Regions from separate parts of the Homo sapiens genome. Here region 2 is linked to region 1. The links are chromatin contacts, found by Hi-C in ENCODE. All regions are on one chromosome and are shown on one strand. Each heading gives the region's core, a stretch centred on a gene start or an enhancer-like site at or near the end of the contact. The rest is flanking DNA. Distances are from core to core; before and after follow the strand shown. Region 1 holds the start of QSOX2 (quiescin sulfhydryl oxidase 2). Region 2 holds the start of PAXX (PAXX non-homologous end joining factor).

What was found. A loop is a pair of places that touch in the nucleus more often than their neighbours do. Pooled maps may share reads with other maps.
Region 2: a loop to region 1 is called in a pooled map, with 11 times the contacts of the local background. The contact joins the promoter of PAXX here to the promoter of QSOX2 in region 1. A Hi-C loop is called at or near these places in 6 of 50 pooled maps.

Annotation. Positions count from the first base shown.
Region 1 is chr9:136,243,495-136,247,609 of GRCh38, forward strand. QSOX2 (quiescin sulfhydryl oxidase 2) reads right to left here and starts at 2,318. Exons shown (of 12, transcript NM_181701.4): 1 at 1,982-2,318. The coding sequence starts at 2,309. RefSeq lists silencers at 1,846-2,255, 2,286-2,555.
Region 2 is chr9:136,990,391-136,994,505 of GRCh38, forward strand. It overlaps PAXX (PAXX non-homologous end joining factor), which reads left to right and starts at 2,032. Exons shown (of 7, transcript NM_183241.3): 1 at 2,032-2,172; 2 at 2,250-2,310; 3 at 2,535-2,584; 4 at 2,663-2,853; 5 at 2,953-3,021; 6 at 3,190-3,274; 7 at 3,376-3,586. The coding sequence starts at 2,054. The coding sequence ends at 3,415. RefSeq lists silencers at 1-141, 1,588-1,877, 1,888-2,267 and an enhancer at 2,225-2,767.

The DNA.
Region 1 (4,115 bases), core at 1,068-3,567:
TCCACCTATGATCTGTAAACCTACCCCTTCCTATACCTTACATGTACTGATTTATGTCTCTCTGCCTATAACTTCTGTCTCCCTAAAATGTATAAAATCAAATTAACGTGACTGCCTAGAGCACACTTTCTTAGGACCTCTTGACACTGTTCCCCTGGCCATGGCCACTACACTTATTGGCTCAGAACAAACCTCTTTCAGTATTTTATAGTTTGGCTTTTTAGCCAACAGGACCCTCTGCCTGGGCTCCCTGAAGCCCTCTCCCTGCTGCCTGGTCAGGTCACCGCTGTCTTTCACTTTCAGCCATATCCTCCTCCAGTCTCAGTCTCAGGCACAAGCCTGTTCTTCCTGTCGTGACTGGGAAGACAGTCAGCCTCACTAAAGGAGGCTTACTGAGTTGAGTTCATCACACCACTGGGTATGGACGTTACTGTGTGGCTCTCAGGAGGGGCCTTCCTTCTGAGCTCCAGGGACAGTTCTCAAGGCTGCCTATGTGCTGCTTCGGTTACAGAATTTGCAATATTTGAATCTGGTACGATCTTTAGACTTCAGCGACTCAACTGAAAAAAAAAAATCAAAACCAAAACCCACAAAAAAAGTGACCAAGTCCTGCCAGGGCCACCTGCATTTTAATGAACATATCTGTTTCTGCCACTGAATAACACACAAGAACTGAAGGGTTCCCTACGTGATTGAATTACTTGTTTGTTTTCCTAAAAGCAGTGTCTAAAAACCCCACTGAACAGTTTTTCTGTCCATCTCTTCCAGTCTCTGACCTCAGTTCTGAGTCAGGTCAACAGGGACATAAGAAAACATGAGATCAAAGAGGAGGAATCCATTAGAATCAAAAGGCCCCAGCTCTCTAAGAGGAGAATGCATTTTAAAGATAACCATTTACAGTAACATACAAAAGCCCTACTTAGACTTGAAAAAAAGTTTCTTTACAAATCTGTTTGCGATGAGAAAAATACAGCAGGATTGGGTGTAAGGCATAAAAACAAAGGTGCAGGAAGAAAGAGTAGCAATTTGTTACAGATCTTGCCCACTGAAACATGTAATTTGAGGTTAGCACAACACAGGAAGTCCTGCCAAACCTCACTGGGTCGGGAGGACCTCCTACTTCAGTGATTTAAATACCATTTTAAGGGAAGGGTGTTGTGAATGCCCCCTCCCACGCCAACTCTAACCTGTAGAGCAGGCGAGTAACTTCGTGACTGGTTAACAACGTGCGACCAGATGAAAGCACTAAACAATAAAGTGCGGAACACTACCAGCAGTTTGGTGAAAGATTTCTCAAAGGCTGTGCATCTGTGATCAAGGAGCCCACCAATGAAATTCTTTGTAGAGTTAAAAAAATTGCTTTATAGGTTGTTTTGGGGTATTATAGAGAAGTCTCCAGAGTATTTGGACTTCTAAGTTGTGGGTTCACTTTGAGCACCCACTATATGGCCAGCGATCCGAACCAGAAAGTTAATGATGAAGGTTCAAAGGGAATGGGGTGGCTACGAGTGTGGAATAGGAATGAGGGATCCTCAGAGAACAGGAATTCTGGGCACTGGGGATGGGGTGTGTGGACGCTAGGAAACAGGTAGGGTAGGAGGCCTGGAAGGTCAATGAAGTTCTTGGGGCTCAAAACATAGGTATTTTGAGAGCTGGGATACGGGAGGGCTTCCCTATCCCCAAGCGTGCGGTGAGGGCTGCGGGAGAATGGTTTCATTTTGACTTCAGACAGCCCAACTCGTCAGGATCTAACGGGGATTAACTGGGAGAGACATGGGGAGCAGCTGGCTTAGTCTCCCGCCCCTGGAAAGGCCAGGGTTGGTCCGAGTCGGGTGCCTCTGTGGGGCAGGGACTGGCTCTGCGGTAAGGAAAGAAATACGGGGGAGGGGCCCCGGGACCCGCCTTCTGGGGCGGTCGCAAGGGGTCCCGGAAGGCCGCGGTCCCGGGGGTCGGGGGGTCCCCGCGCGGGGGCGCGCCTCACCTCGCACATCCCCAGCCAGGGCCCGCCAAGTGGGCGCGTAGCCGATGCAGTGGCCACACCACGACGAGTAGAACTGCACGAGCCACGCGGCCGAGCTGTTGGCGGTGGCCCCGCGCACGCTGCCGCTGTCCAGCACCCACACGGCGTCCTCGCCCGCGCGGTACAGCCGCGCCGCACCGCCCGCGCCCGGCCCCACCGCCGCCGCCGCTAGCAGCACTAGCAGCCGCGGCAGCCGTGCGGCCCGCGGCGGGGGCGAGCGCCGGGCTCTCAGCGCAGGTCCCGCTCCGATTCCCGGGCTGCGCGCCACCGCCGCCCCGGCCGCCGCCATGTTGGAAGTGCCGCCGGCGCGCTGAACTTTCACCCTGGCAACCACCGTCACGTGCGCCGGCGCGCCCGGCCCCGCCCCCGCGCGCCCAGTTCTGTTCCGCCCCGCCCCCTCACGTCTGACCCCGCCCTCTCTCCCCGCCCCCGCCCCCGCCCATGCGTGGCAGCCCCGCCCCCAAGAGTCTGATGACGCCATCTCCCCGCCCAGGCGCGGCAGGCTCCGCCCAGGCCCCGCCCCACCCCGCCGCGCGTTCCCCAAACCCCTTCCCTGAACAGGGCCAGGTGGCCACATTTAGCAAATGGAAGTGCACGACGCCAGGTTCAACGTGAATTTCAGACAAACAGTGAGTCGGTTTTTCAGCCTAGGTCTGTGCCATGCCTGAAATACAAATTTAACAAGACATTCTTAGACGTAAAAAACTATTCCGGGGTTCTTTTACTTGGCAACCCCACCTGGGGCTTCAGAGGGTCTGCAAGCCAGCCTCGACTTTTTAATATGATATTGGAACGCTTAGAAAATGCAGCAAAACATCCACTCAAAGTCAGATGTGTTGTGTGCTACCTTTTAGGATGTTCCAGTCGAATGCAGCTTCACGGTTTGGAAATGAAATCATATGACTTTTTTGCTTCATTGAACAGGATACCTGATTTTTTTTTTTGTTCCTATTCCTAATTTTTACACATGTCAAGATTTTCTCTGAACTGTGTGACCAAAACAAAACAAGGGAGTGGGCGAGCCTGGGCAACATAGCGAGAGCCCATCTCTTAAAAAAAAGAAAAAAGCCGGGCATGGTGGTGCACACCTGTAGTCCCAGCTACTTGAGGGGCTAAGGTGGAGGATGGCTTGAGCCTGGGAGCTTGAGGCTGCAGTGAGCCGTGACTCTGCCACTGCACTCCAGCCTGGATGACAGAGCGAGACCTTGTCTCAAAATAAATAGATAACTGTATTGTGGGGTTCTGTGTAAGATTTTGTTTAAAAGGTTTTGCTGCTAACAATGGTTAACCCCAGATGAGAGGATTCTCCCCAGAGGGCCCCTGGCCAAGGCGTCTGCTCCCTTTTCCTCACGTCCTGCGTCTCCCTGTTCATGTTTCCTTCCATCACCCACGTTTCCTGGCTTCTGCTCTGTGCCAAGCCCTGGAGACAAATCAAGAACAAAACCGAGCCCCCAGTGTCCCTGGCCTGCATTTGGGCAGACCCCAAACAAACCAACGCGTAAAGCAGCCACCGCGTGCTATGAAAAGCAATGAAGCCGGACACGGAAGCAGGTGCCAGCAGGGCTGCCGTACAGAGGAGGGTGGGGAGGTCTTTGAGAAGGTGACCCGAATGGAGAAGGAGGTGAGGGAGGAGGCACACATGCAAAGGCCCTGGGGCAGAAGGGTGCTGAGCACGCTGGAGGAACAGCAAGGAGCCGGACCTGGTGGGAGCGGAGCAAGCTGGGGGAAGCGTGGGAGGGAAGAAAAGCTGAGAGCCCGAGCGAGACCCAGGGGGCCTCACAACCTGGGCCGCAGACTCAGACTTTGATGCTGAATGGGGGGGTGGCCACGGAAGGATCGGTGCAAGGATGCAGCTCTGCCCTTCTAGTTGCAGAGTAGGAGGGGCAGGAGGGGAAGCAGGGGACCTGGGAGGGGCCGCCGCCTCCTTCCACAAGCTGGAGGGACTCCGGGGAGGGGTGAGAGGCAGTGCTGGTGGAGGGGTCGGCTGAGTCTGGGTGGAGGCAGAGGGTGTCACATTCGCAGAGTTTGGGCCAAAGCAACCAGAGGAATGGGGTTGCTTACGGCTGAGACTAAATCCTGCAGCGGCGAGATGGGA
Region 2 (4,115 bases), core at 782-3,281, 750 kb after region 1:
CATTCACAATGTTTATTCAGTGTCTGTATGTGCCAGCCATTGTGTAAGCGCTGAAGAGACGGATACACTGGCAGGTAAAACAGACAGAAATCCCTGCCCTCATGGACCTCCTGGGGTGATGGACAATAAGCAGGGTAAATAAGTGTATTGGTGGTCACTTACTGCAGAGTGACAGGTTACCCCAAATGCAGCTGCTTAACCAGCAGGCATGCATTATCTCCCAGTGTCAGCCAGGCAGGACTCTGGGCCTTTGACACAAAGTTTCAGGAGGCTGTGGTCAAGCTGCCGGCCGATGATGTGGTCTCATGGGAAGGCTCAGCTGGGGCGTCAGCTTCCCGGTTCCCTTGCTGGCCATGGTCATCCCCTTAGGGCTGCCTCATGTCACACCCAGCAATTCAAGAGCAATTTTGTCCTATTCTAGTTGCCAGAAGCAAGTCATTAATAAAGTCCAGCCCAAGGGGAGGGGAGTGCAGAAAAGTCTAAACCCAGGAGGGTATAACAGGGAGCTAGCTGCCAGAATAAAGCAAGCCAAAGTGTACTTTCTACAGTGAGAAGTGTGAAAAATAGGGAAATGACAGGAGAGAGGGATGTGAGAGCTGGGCAGCATGCTGCAATGTCAGAACAACACCAGGGAAGGTCTCACTAAAGTGACTTTTGAGTAAAGACCTGAAGGAAGCATGTGAGTCTGGGGAAAGGATGTGCCAGGCAGAAACAGCAGCATGTGCAGAGGCCCAGGGGGCAGGAGCCAGGACTGGGAGTGAACTGGGAAGCAGGAGGAGGTGAGGCAGGCTTGCTGTGGGAGCACTCCGATATGGAAGCGTAGCTTACAGACCCACTGGCCCTCCCCACAGCACCATGCTGCCAACCTGGCCTTCTTGCCGAGCCTTGAACAGAACCATTATTTATGTGGCCAGGCCTCCGCCTGGGATCTCCCTGTCCCTGGTGGGAGCCATCCTCTTCCTCCTGCCCTCATAGCACCCGCTGCAGTTTCTCCTGGCGCTTGGCCCTGCCTGAGAGTGTGGTGTCTCTCCTATTGGATCCTAGAAGCTCCAGGGAGTCAGAGACCTTGTCTGTTGATCGATATCCAGGCCTAGGACAACAGGCACGTAGGAGGAGCTGGAGGAATACCATGCGCGGGACAGAGAGCGCAGAAGCCTTCTTCCCTGGAGATCGCTCTGTACTGTGACTTCTTTTTTTGTTTGTTTGAGACAGAGTCTCGCTCTGTTGCCCAGGCTGGAATGCAGTGGCGCGATCTCGGCTCACTGCAACCTCCACCTCCCTGGTTCAAGCAATTCCCCTGCCTCACAGGCGTGCGCCACCACACCTGGCTAATTTTTTTGTATTTTTAGTAGAGACGGGGTTTCACCATGTTGGCCAGACTGGTCTCGAACTCCTGACCTCAGGCAATCTGCCCGCCTCGGCCTCCCAAAGTGCTGGGATTACAGGCGTGAGTCACCTTGCCGGACCAACCGTAACTTCTTACGATTAGAGTTAGGAAGCTTCCGGTTTGTGTGTGAAGACGATGGAAGGGCGGGGCTCCAGGATGTATCCGCAGAGCCACGGAGGGAACCTGGACTCGGCTGGACTTGGAGCCGGGGCGGGGGCGGGAGGGGGCGAGGTTCGAGTGGGGCTGCTCGCGGGCGCGAGGGCCAGAGCCCGGGATCGCGCCGTGGAGCCCACGACCGGCGAGGCCAGCGCTGGGGGCAGGGCCTCTGGATCCCTGACCCAGGACGCCCTGCTCCGGCCCGCCCCGCGCACTAAACTCGGCCTCTAGTCGCCTGAAGCCCGCGCGGGTACCGGGTCCGCGCGGCCCGGCCTGTGCCTTTAGCCCCGCCCCGAATCCCCCCACCCTCATAACCCCGCCCCTAACCCCGCCTCCACACACAGACCCCGCCCCCAACCAGACTCCGCCCCGCGCAAGCTCCCTAAGCCCGCGACTGGCCTGCACCCGGCTCCGGAAGTCGTTCTTCCGCGCAGGAGCCCTGAGCCCGCACAGCCCCGCCCCTCCCGGCGCCCAAGCCCCGCCCCGCCGGGTTCCCGCTCGCCCGGCGCCATGGATCCGCTGTCGCCGCCGCTCTGCACGCTGCCGCCGGGCCCCGAGCCGCCCCGCTTCGTGTGCTACTGCGAAGGGGAGGAAAGCGGGGAGGGGGACCGCGGCGGCTTCAACCTCTAGTGAGTGGGGGTCCGCGGGGAGGTAGGGGTGCAGGGAGCTCCGCGGGCGGCCCCGCCTGACAGGCCTTCTCCCCCAGCGTGACCGACGCCGCGGAGCTTTGGAGCACCTGCTTCACGCCGGACAGCCTGGCGGCCCTCGTGGGTAACTGGGCGGGTCTGGGAGCCGCCACACCCCTCCTTGCAGTGCAGATCGTCTATGGGGCGACAGACATCTGGGATTCCCCAGAAGGCTCTGACACCCTCTGCCCGCCCTGTAGCTGTAGTCCTCCCATTGGCTAGGGCTCTGGGGTCGGGCAGGTTTCGGGTGCCCCCAGTGGGCCTCGGGTTCCAGGCAGCTCGTGACAAGCCCCTGTGCTCTCTAGAAAGCCCGTTTTGGCCTGAGTGCGGCTGAGGACATCACCCCCCGGTTCAGGTGAGACCCAAGCAGGGAGGAAGGACGGGTGGGGAGGAGGAGGGTCTGCCACAGCTCTCCGCACCTCTCCTCTCCCAGGGCAGCCTGTGAGCAGCAAGCTGTGGCTCTGACTCTGCAGGAGGACAGAGCATCCCTGACGCTTTCAGGGGGGCCCTCGGCACTGGCCTTTGACCTCTCCAAGGTACCAGGCCCAGAGGCAGCCCCCAGGCTGCGGGCGCTGACACTGGGCCTGGCAAAACGCGTGTGGAGCCTGGAGCGGCGACTGGCAGGTAGGATTGGGGGTGGGCACCTCATACCTTCACTGGGGTCCCCTGCTCTTGCCCCCACTCCTGGCACTGAGTGGGGTTCCCATGGGCTTTCCTCCCCAGCTGCAGAAGAGACAGCTGTCAGCCCGAGGAAGAGCCCCCGGCCTGCAGGGCCTCAGCTCTTCTTACCAGGTAAGGCATGTCCGCCTGTGACTCAAGTAGGGCTGTGCTCTTTAACCTGGAACTCAGTTTCCCCCCAAACAAGACTCACGCTCCAGAGAGAATGCCTATCTATTCGGAGAAGGTTGTGGTTGGGATGCTGCCAGGTTCAGGAGCTGCCCCTGTCCTGTTTTCCCCCAGACCCAGATCCCCAGAGAGGTGGCCCTGGACCTGGAGTCAGGAGGCGGTGTCCAGGAGAGTCGCTCATCAACCCCGGGTTCAAGAGGTACCCTCCCACAGCCCCCTTCCTGCGCCCAGGGTCCAATCCTGGACCCCACCCCTTTCTCCACACCATAGTGCCATAGTGACACCCCTCTTCCCTCCCAGTAAGAAACCAGCTGGTGGCGTGGACTTCGATGAGACCTGAAGGTGCAGCACAAGCGTGGCCCCGCGGGGAGTCCGCCTATGAGGGGAGAGGCAGTCTTTGAGGCCCCCATCAGAGACCCCCCGCCACCACCTCCACCTGCCTGTCCTGGGCCAGGACTAACACGGCTCCTCAAATTCCTTCCCTGTCAAATAAACAGCTCCCTTGGTTGGAGGCTCTGGTGGGGCTCTGACTCCTGGCACTGGCCTGGGAAGGGATCAGGGAACACCCCTGGGCCTGTGTTCTGGGTGTAGGGCCACAGGATGTGAACAGATGCTGCAGCCTCTCAGCTCCCTGGAGACTTCCTTGCTGGGCCGGAGGGAGGTGAGCACTCTCAGACCGTCCAGCTATTCCAGCCCTGCCAGCCCAGGAGCTGAGAGGGGCCCAGCCAGGCAGGGCCAGGGCTCCCCAAGGCTTAGAACTTTGTTCCCACCCTCCCAGGCCGCACCCAGGTAGGGCACGGAGCCCCGTGGGAGGATGCAGACAGAAGTCCCGTGTAGACCCTGAGACACTGGAAGTGCCCTGCGGGGAGGGGAGCGCCTGCCCCGGGACAGGATTGAGGAATGTGCCAGCCCCCATCCACCTGGGGCACCCCGCCCCACCCCGGCCTGACTGGTTTGGGAGCCCAGTCCGGTCCTGGAGATCCCTGAGGCCACCGGTTGCAGGAGGCCTGGAGTCTGCGCCTTCTTAGCGTGGAGGATGG